Regions from separate parts of the Mus musculus genome. Here region 1 is linked to region 2. A link is a contact called in ENCODE POLR2A ChIA-PET data. All regions are on one chromosome and are shown on one strand. The core of a region is the stretch at or near the end of the contact, and the rest is flanking DNA. Distances in the headings are between cores, read along the strand shown. Region 1 holds the start of Cpeb4 (cytoplasmic polyadenylation element binding protein 4). Region 2 has its middle 12 kb from the start of Gm39674.

Region 1 (5,679 bases), core at 2,713-5,212, 130 kb after region 2:
TGCAGGCACTCCTAAATGAGATGATTCAAAGTTATCCCATCCTCTCTTTGCCTTCACAGGAGTTGCCTTTAACCCTTGAGATCTTTATATTCATTAAAAAGTGTATCGTGGCATTTTATTAGGAAGCTCATTAATGTTGCTAGTCAAGTAGCTATTGAGTATTCATTTCCTATACAGTCAGCCTTTATACCTGTCTAGACTTACCTTTTTACTAAAACCAATACTAAAGACACTAAGTTCTTCAATTCAGTTAAAAACCTTCTGGGTTGCTGACTCTAAAAAGATAAATTGCTTTAAATATTTCTGCATGCATAGATATGAGCTTATATCATTTATGTTAGTATCTGGTAGCTTCTTCCGTAGGGGTGCCATACTTTTTAATGTGTCCCTATGTTTTATAGAAAGGAAAGGTACCAGGGCCCATGTACTGTATAACTCTTGTGGATCTCATTCATATACTAGTCTATGGTACCTTATGGAACTGCACTGTACACAATATAAACAGCCTTGGGTGGAGGCTATGACTGCTAAAGTCATTAGATAGGCTTCTAGGTAGCTTGGGTGTGGGCTATTTGGAAATGGCTGGCAATGTATGCTTCAAAAGCAGTAGTGAGGACATTAGAGCTCTAGGGGGCCAGAGTTTACCCTGTGTGATTATGGTATGAGAATTATGTCATCTGCCAAGCTTTAGAAGAAAGAGGCTGGTACAGACATTAACATTACTTCCTGGAAGGCTCCAAGTTTGGGGTATGGTTGGCTTCAAGACCTAGAGGGGGCTAGGCAGCAGCTAGCAGGCTATAGGCATTCCCTAGTCTATAGTTTCTTTAAGGGTCTGTATTCTAGACAGGAAGGGAGCTTTCAAAATTTATTTTTGAACCAGGTAGCACCTTAATGGTTGGGCAAAGAATGCTTTCCCTGCAACCTGCCAGCTTCCTGTTGAGCATACTTCATGGATAGGACTCCTACTGCAGGCTGAGTGCTCCATCCAGCTCTTATCTGCAACAATAGATCCCTTTAAAGATCCCAAATAGAGTCGCTGAATTGTTGTCATGGTTACCAGGGGACAGTTGCTGAGGCCACAATGTTTTCAAGAAGGATAGTCTTGGGTTGAATATCCTGAGTTTCTGAGTAGATTGCAGACTTAAAGGAACCGTTTCTCCCTTCCTTCTCTCTTCCTCTCAGTGTCTAACCACCAGCCTGACCCTTGATGACTCAGATGTCCCAGTGATCATCCTAGTCTCAGCCCAGACCAAACCTTAAACAAGTAGAGTGACCTGGTACGGAAGCACTGACTGATCCTGGAATGTCTTCTGCAAACCAAGAGAGGTTCCTGAACACTGGTCCATGCAACTTCTTCTAGGTAGAAGATGCCGCTGAAGCAACTCTCTGGACTCAATGTCTTAATAAGGAACACGTATCTTGATCCCTGCATGTGGGCACTGCGCTTACACAGACCTCATGTAACTCACTATCCTAGGAAGGTCTGGGGATACTGTCCACATGGCTCTATGGGGAAGAAAGGACTTGGAGTGGTGATGCTGAAGGCTACATAAGGAGGAAGCAGCAGATCTGAGTTCAAATTGAGGGCTGTTTGGTTTTCAGGTCAGTTTCCTCTAAGACACAGTTGCCATTTTAAGATACTGAGAAGAACTGATAGCTCCAAGTGACCCACAACCATCTACTGGACACAGAACATCCAGCTAGTCATTAAGTAAACATGTACTAAGTCTGTTCTGAGCCAGATCCTCTATTGGTCACTGGTGACATAAAGACAAATCACACACACACACACACACACACACACACACACACACACACACACACACACACAAATCACCCTTAAGAAACTAACTTACTGACACCCAGTAGTAATTTAAAAAGAGGAATCTTACAAGACTCTCTAGTAAGGGGAAGTTAGGGAAATCATTCTGAAAGAAATAGTACCTGGCTGAGCCAGCTCAGTCTCAAGGTATGTGTGTGTGTGTCAAGGGGAGCGGCAGAAAAGGAAAACAACAGAGTAAGATCCAACCTTACCTATGCTCAAAGAACTCACAGAACTGCAGAGGTCAGTATGATACATATACACGAAGGAGAATAACATCCCCGAATAAGATCCACATAGGCAAGCCATACAGGAAGTGTTGGAGAATTGAGACACTTGATATAGAAGGAAGGGTTAGATGACGGTGATGATGAGTCTTTGAGACAAGATGATAGCCCTGGCTAGCCTGGAACTTGCTTGATGTGTAGACCTGATGGCTTAGAACTCAGGGATTAAAGGTGTGTGTCACCATACTGGGTAGATAGATATAGATATAGATATATGATTTTGTTGGAATTACTTTGGGCTCTATCTTAGTTTTTTCTTCAGTTTCCATTTCCCAAAGGAAACATTTATTCAACACATATCTAAAACTTATGCTGAGGACAATATATTACTTCAGGCCCCAGCAGAGTAAACGATAGTAGGCCTATACAAAGGCAAAGACAGGGAGGCCTTGAGTAGACAGCAAATAACCAACATGTGAGCTCCAAACCAAATGGCATAAGAAACTAAATGATGAATTCAGATTTGAATATCAGACCTTTCAGAAAAGATTTCATTCTTGCTGCTTTTCTCTATGTATGTCTCCATTCAAGATTCCTCTCTGGTGCTTCCAATCTTCAATGTCAAATCTTTCGAGCAGTGGCTCTCAACCTTCCTAATGCTGCGACCCTTTCATACAGTTACTCGTGCTGTGGTGACCCCTCCCCACCATAAAATTACTTTTGTTGCTACTTCATAACTGTAATTTTGCTACTGTTATGAATTGTAATGTGAACATCTGTGTTTTCTGAGGGTCTTAGGCAATCCCTGTGAAAGGGTCATTGGACACCTCCCTGAAGGCATCACAACCCAGTTGTTGAGAACTACTGTTTTAAGCACTGATTTAGAGACATAAGCCACCAATGTAATATAATGCCATATAAAAGCATGAGCGGTATCGAGGGTCATGTATGCCTGTAAAAAGAGATTCCGAAGGCAGAGTAGGTAGGTTGGAGACTTACTCCTAAAACGAAATGAGAGTTTGCCAAGAGGAGACGACAAAGGCGTGGAAAAAGGCACAGAGAATACTGCCCACAGGACAATACGGAGTTTGGTCTTTATTCTCCAGGTAACGGACTGCCATTTTTAAAAAGGTATGAGCACAACAGGACCGTGACTGGAATTTCGTTTTTAGAAAAATCCCTCCGTTCTGCTTGGAAGGTGGAGTAGAAAGCTAATAGTTGGTGGCTCAGCCATGGACGCCTACAGCATCTGCATCTCAAAGGGAGGATGGGAGAGTAGGTGGTTCGGGTGGAGGAATGGAGACTGAAGGGAATCCCTCCGGAGACGTGCGTTCAGGATAAGGACTATGCAGTTCTAGGCACAGCACAGATGCCGGGAAAACCCGCCTCTCCTTCCATCCCTCGGGGGCGGAGCTCGGGCCAGAGCACGTGATGCCCGGGGCACCCACCTTTACTCAGGGCAGGCCTCTCGTTTATTCTAGGTTTCATGGGTTGCCACTTCGACCCCCAACACTTTAGCTCAGTGTTTCAGTGTGCAAGATGTCCATTCTCTTCCGAGCGTCTCTCTACGGACTTCCTAAGAAGCCTGCTTTGGGAACATAAATCGCAAAGGAATCTTTGCCCATAAAAAAGATGGCGGTGCACCGCTTGCACTGGGTGCGCAGACCCGAGGCCGACGCCGGCCCCGCTGGGCGAGGCGCAGGCGGAAGAGGCGGCTCTGAGATGACCAGAGACCTTCCTGGGTGGAGCTCTGAGGCTGGGAGGCGTGGCCTAGTCGGGATTGTGGTGTCGGATTGGTCTTCCGGCTGCTAGGCGTGGCCTCCGCAGCACCCCGCCCCTCCCTCATCGAACCGGAAGTGTCTCTCGGTCTTTCCAGCTGGTTGTCATTTCACTCGGCTCGGTCCTGAGGAGAAGGACTCAGCCGCGGCTGCGGGACCTGGGCACCGGAGGCAGTGGCGGCGGCGGCGGCGGCGGCAGCGGCGACAGCAGAGGAAGACGAGGAGGAAGAAGGAAGAAAAAGAAGAGCCAGACGGAGTCCGCAACGACGACAGCTGGGACTGCGGGACCGGGGAAAAGCGGCGGCGGCGGCGGCCCAGCAACCGTGAGGAGAAACAAAAGCCTTCTAAATTATAGTTTCCAATCAGTCTAGGGGAAAAGAGAGCGCGAGCCGAGGGGGGAGGCTTTTCTCCTGTAGAGTAACTACGGTAGCGGGGTTTTCCTTTTTGTCCATCCCCCTTCCCCCTCCCCCCGGCGGAGAATCGAACTGAGAGAACTGAACAAACCGCCCCTGGGTCCCATGAGGGAAAAAAATCCCGGAGCCGCAGAGAGGGGAAGAGGCAGAAACCGCAGGACCTTCCAGGTCGCCCCCTTGCTCCCCGCACCCCCGGGCCGCCAGCTTGCCCTTGTCCAGTCTCGCTAATCCCTCCTGATCGCGACACCCCCCAGAGGGAGAAACGGGTGTTTCCAACCCCTTTCATGGGGGAAAGGAGGCCGAGGGGAGCCCAAGAACAGCAAACGCAGCAAGATCTGCACCCGGAGCCCAAGGAACAGCCCCAGAGGCCCACACTGCACCCTACAAAAGAACAGAAACAGGACCAGGAACAGCAGAAATCTCCCTGCAATCATCTTTCCTTTAGTCAAGGCTGATTTCCTCTTTGGCAACCAGAAATTCACCTCCCGCCCCAGATAACCTAATATAATCTATCTATATATAAATATATAATATATAATGTTCTTAAATTATTCCTGATTTTTTTAACCAAGCTGCCAAGAAAAGAACGTATTCACCCCTTAATCCTATTCTAATTTTTATGTGAATCTAAACTGCTGAGGAAGACCATATGTGATTGTTAAATTTTATATATATATATTTTTACTCCGCACAATGCTTATTCTTCTATATCCATAGATGCTTGAGAAGCTGTGTTTTTGTCATTCATGAACATTTTCCTTTGGAAAAAGAAAGCGCCTATTTTACTAACCAAAGACTTGATTTTTACCTTTTTCCTTTTTTATTCCTTCCTTGAAATAAGCCCAATTGGATTCATATCAATATTTTAAGAGGTTTTTTTTTTTAGGTTCTTTTCCATTCAGAGAGACCAGAATTCCAAATCAGAGATACGTAGGGTGATAAGCTGTGATCTTTGAGTTAGCTATAAATAAGATACTTCAAGCAAACATATTTGAGATACAGGGGAGGAAAGACGTGAGACATTAGGTTGTCTTTTTTTTATTGTGAGATTCTGATCCTAAAAATAATAAATGGGGGATTACGGGTTTGGAGTGCTAGTGCAAAGCAATACTGGGAATAAATCTGCTTTTCCAGTCCGATTCCATCCACATCTGCAGCCTCCACACCATCACCAAAATGCCACCCCCAACCCTGCTGCTTTTATAAATAATAACACAGCTGCCAATGGCAGCAGTGCTGGGTCAGCCTGGCTCTTTCCTGCCCCGGCTACTCATAACATTCAGGATGAGATCTTGGGGTCAGAAAAAGCAAAAAGTCAACAGCAAGAACAACAAGACCCTTTAGAAAAGCAACAGCTCTCCCCGAGTCCAGGTCAGGAAGCTGGAATACTGCCTGAAACTGAAAAGGCAAAAGCTGAAGAAAATCCAGGGGACAGTTCT
Region 2 (5,873 bases), core at 867-3,366:
GCAAGAGGGGTATCTTTGTCAAACAAAAATATAATTCTTATTCATATGCCAGCTCAATTGTTCCCAAGGTTACCCATTCCTGCCTTGTTGACTTTCCTGTCAGCCACACCCTTCTGAAGAGTGACCCATAGTCATGGTGCTGGGAGAGGCAGTGCTGGGCAGGACAAACACTCATCAGAAAATGGGCCCTCCCTTCCCTGCAGAGATGACCCCCACTTGCAGGTTCTATGCCTATGGCCAAGTGATGGTTAGCTTCACGTTACACCTCTGTGGGCGCCCCTCCCAGGGTCTGCTGAGGCCCTCATACAGCCTCTCACAGTTGGACCCTTGCAATTTCATGTTTTCTGTGTGATAGATTTTAAAACTCACATCAATTTTAGGTTTAGAGAAAAGCTTTAGAGAAAAATGCAGAGAACTCCCAACATGAGATGCAGTTTACCTTAGGATGGGGCTCTGTCAATGAACTCGTGACAAATGACAGGCAAGAAGCAAGGGAGGGAGGGAGGGTTTATTTTGGTTCACACTTCAAAGATGTGGACTGAGATGCACTTTCTCTTATTCAGCTCAGGACAGAGTGGTGCCACTCACATGTGGAGTGGGATATCCTATATCAATTAACCTGATCTAGAACTTCCTCCACCGACTCATCCAGATGTTTGTCTCCTAGGCGATTCTCTAGTCTGTCAAGTTGACCGTCCATAGTGAGTTCCCAGCATCATTGACTGGCGGTGTTGTTCATTGGCATGGAGAGTCTGCTGCTCCCCTTCGGGATGGTGGAACATCAGACCACATAGTACTCGCCTGAGGAAAGAGCCAGATTCAGTAATCAAAGTATGGTTTCTATGGATTATGGAGCACTCCATACCATCATAAAGTCAGGGCAACATACAGAAGGCTTTGTGTGTGTCACCATGGTTCCATTTTTCCTTATAGCCTCCCACACTGGTGAGACACTTACTGGACAGGGAACCCACATGGATACATTGTCATTCACTAAAATACATAGCTTAGGTTGGGTTTACCATTGGTGGTCACTGTTTGATGGGTTCTCACGAGTGCATTAGTCCTAGTTCTATTATAGTTTTATCCAGGAAGGATGCACAGACCCTGCAGCTCTGTGTGCCTGTCTCCCACCCCAGCACTCAGCCTTCTGTACTTCATGGCAGTCTGCACAGATAGAGCAGGGTTGTCACTCAGTTAAGACCTGTTTCCTCCCCTGGATGGAACAAAGCTTGCGGCCACATCCACTGCCACATCTCCTGGATCTCTTATGGTACAGCCCATATAACAGCTTCCTGTCAATCAGCTACTCGTCAACTCTGTTGATGGATAAGGAGCTTGCAGACACCCTTGTGGGTGAGCAGCAAAGAGGAGGAGGATGAAAGAGGGTTCCTGGAACTGCTTGGAGCAGGTGGTGCTCAGGAGCAAAGAGGAATCCGCTTATGAGTCACTGTGGTCCATGCCCAGAGCCTCCCTTTAAGGCAAGAGATTGTCAAAGCAGTTGTCTTCAGGCAAAGCAGCTGAGAATCCACAGTAGGACCTCTTCTGGCAGTCAAGTATTTGCTCTTTCCCTCAAGGGGCGATGTGGGCTGGAGCCAAGGATTATGTCCTGGGTGCCAAGCTCTGAGATGCCCTGCCAGGACATGGTGTGGGCTATCTGAGTCTTCTGACTTTTGGAGTCACTTCCAGATCTTTTGGCCCAGTAAATGATTAAGCAGTTAAATAGACAGAGGCTCCTTAAAGAAACCAGCTTCCCTTCCTACCTGCCCCAGTTGCTCCTGAATTTACTGTCAGTGAGCCAGTTTCTAGGACAAACCTCACTGGTTTTTATTTTATTGCCAGAGCCTTGTGACCTTGAAGCCAATCAGTGAGTGACCTTACTTGTCCTGAAGTTTCCTAAGTCTCATCTCCTCTAAGACCTGAAGGAGTGGACCTCAGGATCCCTATGGTTCTCTTGGGAAGGGGCAGGCTACTGGTGGCCCCATTTGCCCAGAAGGCAGGGCAAGCCAGTGAAAATGCCCCCCCCCTTTTGCTACCTGGCCTTGCCAGCCTAGGTGCCCTGCGGCTGAATCAGATTGAGTTTCCTTGGCTTGAGCTATGTTCTCTTGTCCATATTTTCATCTGCTTGACTTTGCAAATTTGCTGCCTGCCAGCCGTATGACCTGGATTCACCGAGAACACCTCAGGCCTTTGCTTGGGCCCCTAGAGGCCCCTAGTTTATTTCAGGGCCAGGTAAGGACTAGGAAAGGATATGAAGCTGAAGATGAGGCCAAGATATGTAGTGTATTTTGATGTCAAATCTCGTCCTGTGACCTCCTTTTGGACCATTTCCCTGGTCCTTGAGCTTGCAGGGTGAGATCCTGTGATTCCCTGGGGTCTCCCCAGAACCACACAGTAAACAGATGGTTGCTGCAGCATTTGCACTCAGCCAACAACAGGGCTGCTTTTCTGTGTAAGGCAGGCCTCATACCCAGAATCCTCTGCTGGTTCCCGGTTCTAGGGGCTACAATGAAGCAGATTTCTGGGTTAAAAATATCAGACAAAACCCCCATTTCTGTGAACACTGAGAAAACCTAAACCTTTCAGGAGAAAGGTCACCCATGTCATCATGAATTCCTAGAGGGGACACAGGACCTGACTGACTGGGTGGCTTATATGATCACTGCCTTCCCCAAGACCCTGTAGCCATGGACTAGACTTCAAGTTTCAGAAATGAGCTAATCAGGACCCTGACCCCTGGGCCTAGTGGGGGGTTTTGTTGGTTGGGCTTTAGATTCTTAACCTGTTAGATGAGGTGGGTGCTCGATCACTGACCTTGGTCCCCTTAGGGGTAAGACACTGAGGTGACAGTAAAGAGGCTTCAGTGCGGTGGTTTTACCTGCCTGAATCCAGAGAATCCCAACATCTGTGGAATACTCGTCCTTTCAATATTTCTCTTCCCAGGTAGTGTCCACGCCACTTCCTCGAATTCAGGGTCCTCTGCTTTTGCTTGCAAATGAAAGATACATCTCAAGATGGGATAGATAGCTCTGTTTCTTTTCTGTAAAGTGGGTTCATAATTGTACACATGCTCATCAGCTGCTCATGAGAGCGCAGGCTCGCAGCAAAGCTATGAGCAGCCAATTATACATGTTCATTGCCAGTTATACATGGTCAGTTGCCAGCTCTATACACTCAGTTGCTGTACCAGCGTCTCCCTTTGGTCCAGTGGCTGTGACTCAGCCTCCCTTATCCCAAGTGGTGAAGAAGAGGGAGCACTAAAGCGACATTCTCACATATAGTTAATGGCCTTCTCTTCACTTATTAATGGCTGGGCTCACAAGCTGTGGCAACGGGGCTACAGAGCCAAGATGGTGTAGGCAGAGTGGGCATGGGCCTCTGTGCTAGGCTATCTCTCCCTGAGTACTCGGTGGTAGCACTAAAGGTTGAGTAGGGTCAGATGGGCTTGCTTGGGTCAAAAGTGTAGGGCAGGAGAGAGGACACATCCATCCAAGGGGACCCACTGTGTACTGACGAGCAGGAAGGAGTTAAAGTCACATGTATGGCCTTGGTGAGGAGATCTAACACATGGAGAGGAAACAAGATGCACGCTCTGGAAAACTTACAAATGAGCAACACAAGCCCCATCATACTGAGGGTCACAATCACCTTGGTAGACACAGCAAATCACAGGAAGTCACTGCTATGAAATGGAAGTCTGCGGTGTGATGTAATAAGGAAAGCTCCCAGGAAGAAGCCACTCCATGCACTCCACCTTTTACGAGGCTGATTGGAATGTCAAGGACCATGGAGAGGTTGGAATGTTGCCAGTCTACAGCCCACTAGTATTTATTTGGAGCTCTCTTCAGCCACCTTGATAGCCATTCCTTGCCCACCTCTGGGTCTGACCTAACATCCTCCTGGCAACCAGATGAAACTTTAGGAATGCACCAGACTCCCTGAGAACCCTAGCCTCCACCCCCGTAAAGGCCAGTCGTCCTCAGGCAGCCTCTGAGCCGCACAGCTAAGACCCCCCAGCATTGCTGTCAGTGCCCACCTGGTGTTTTCGAGAATATTTCTGGAGAGTATTGATTTACGACTTTCTTTGTTGTGCTTCAGAAAGGCTTCATGACACTGCTGCCTCATCGGAACATGGGGCTTGGCAAAGTTGGAAACCATGTCCCTGGGCCCCTGTCACTCATGTTCAGCTCAGGCATCCACTCTCTCTCTCATCCCCTTTGAGGTGGGAGCTTGGCCTCAGGACAGAGCTTGGAGGGAGGATAAAATGGGGACTGGTGACACAGAGAGGACCTGCTTGGCCTCCTTGATTGATGGCTTCTGCTTTTCCCCCAGGTGGAAAGCATCCTCCATGCCATAACCCAAACTGTATGTGCCCTATGTCTGAAATCTCCCATGACAAAAGCTTCCATGACGGGCTTATCCTTGTCACCAGACAAGGCTGATCTGCTGTTGGTTTTCTTTCCATTAAAGGATGATTTTGCTTCTAGAATTTCTTTCTTTTAAATATAAGAGCACTGGACTTAGACTCCAAAGCCTAGGGCTGGGATAAATCCTCACTACCTTGTGCCAGCCTGGGTTCCTGCAGCAGAACCTCAGCCTCCACAAACAGCATTAGGCCATTTGTCTGCTTAACACTCCCTGCTTTCTGAAACCCCAGGCTGTGCACTCTTTAGCTTTACAGTTCCCTGTCCTGCCTAACAAAAGAGGTTCCAGAACCTGAAACCCACCCATTCTCCTTCACTGACCCATACAGACAGTGCCTCTGGAACAAGTGGGTCCCTTCAACCATCTGGTCTCAGAGATCCACAGCCAACAAAGACAAGGCTCGGGCTCTGCACCCTGTATGAACTTTGCTGTCTCTGGCTGATACTTCAGGGTTTATTTGGTGACACCTCTTCCAGGAAGCCTTCCTAAATGGCCACCTTTGTTCCCACAGACTCTCTGTTAATCCAGATCAACCAACTTAATCAGCACAGCTCAGGGAAATCATCCCTAAATGTCACATTTCCACTAGATTACAGCATCCCAAAGGCAGACACTAGGTCTTAGGTTCCTTTGTTTGCTTAGCAGTGATTGCACAGGTTCTAGCTCCATGGCATTCAGATATCAGCTCGATAATGGCAGGATTCTGTCTGCTTTGTTCATCTGTGTAGTCCAAGTACATGGCACATGGCTGACATGTGGCATGTGGCAACCTCTGGTTACCAACTGAAGGGATAAATGGCTGATTGGCTCTAGAGAGGTGTGTTCTACTACTACTCAGATGGTGTGTGAGTTTGGGCAAGACACTTTACGTCCCTGAGCCTCCCTTCCCCTCTAACTGGGGATATTAATGGTATTGCTTTCAGAGGGTCACTCTGAAGGCTAAGCAAAGATGCACGGGACAGTCAAATGTCAGCCACATGGCCTCAGATGCTTACACATGAATCTAAGCCTGACCCCAAAGGCCTGGGATAAATTCCCAGTGGGCCTTGAGGTTGTCTTTCTGAGCTCAGAGCTCCCTCACTTTCCTGGGTGGTCCATGGGAAAGGGTTAACAGATCTGTGCTCCTTCTCTTTGGCCAGAAGCTGGTGACCTCTGGGGGTCACCTCTGACTGCTGGGTCATCAGAGGCTTTGTGTAGGGGCTGTTGATGGTTGGACAGCTCTACCGAGTCTTCAGGGCCCAGCTGGACAATGCTGCCAAGGTCACAGTCCCCTTTGCCTCAATGGCTCTTTCTTCAAATAGAGGCAGCCCCTTTGGAAGCTATGGGCAGCTAAGTCAGCCAGCTGTCTGAGGCCTCTCAGGTCCCTTTGAGTCCCAAGATGTGAGGCAGGCCAGCATGAAGGAGAGATAGGCTTCCATGGTGCTTTTACACTGTGGCATCATGACTGG

Evidence for each region. ChIA-PET counts read pairs that join two places held with the same protein, here RNA polymerase II (POLR2A).
Region 1: POLR2A ChIA-PET joins it to region 2 with 10 read pairs in Patski. The contact joins the promoter of Cpeb4 here to the enhancer-like site in region 2. POLR2A ChIA-PET finds 5 or more read pairs at or near these places in 4 of 5 experiments (Patski and embryonic stem cell).

Annotation. Positions count from the first base shown.
Region 1 is chr11:31,866,978-31,872,656 of GRCm38, forward strand. It overlaps Cpeb4 (cytoplasmic polyadenylation element binding protein 4), which reads left to right and starts at 3,963. Exons shown (of 10, transcript NM_026252.4): 1 at 3,963-5,679. The coding sequence starts at 5,311.
Region 2 is chr11:31,736,767-31,742,639 of GRCm38, forward strand. No RefSeq gene overlaps it. Among named protein-coding and RNA genes, the nearest start is that of Gm39674, 12 kb to the right of the region's middle. Within about 2 kb of position 2,117, at least 1 of the 3 ENCODE cell types and tissues checked has a DNase peak (open chromatin) inside an H3K27ac peak, as active enhancers do.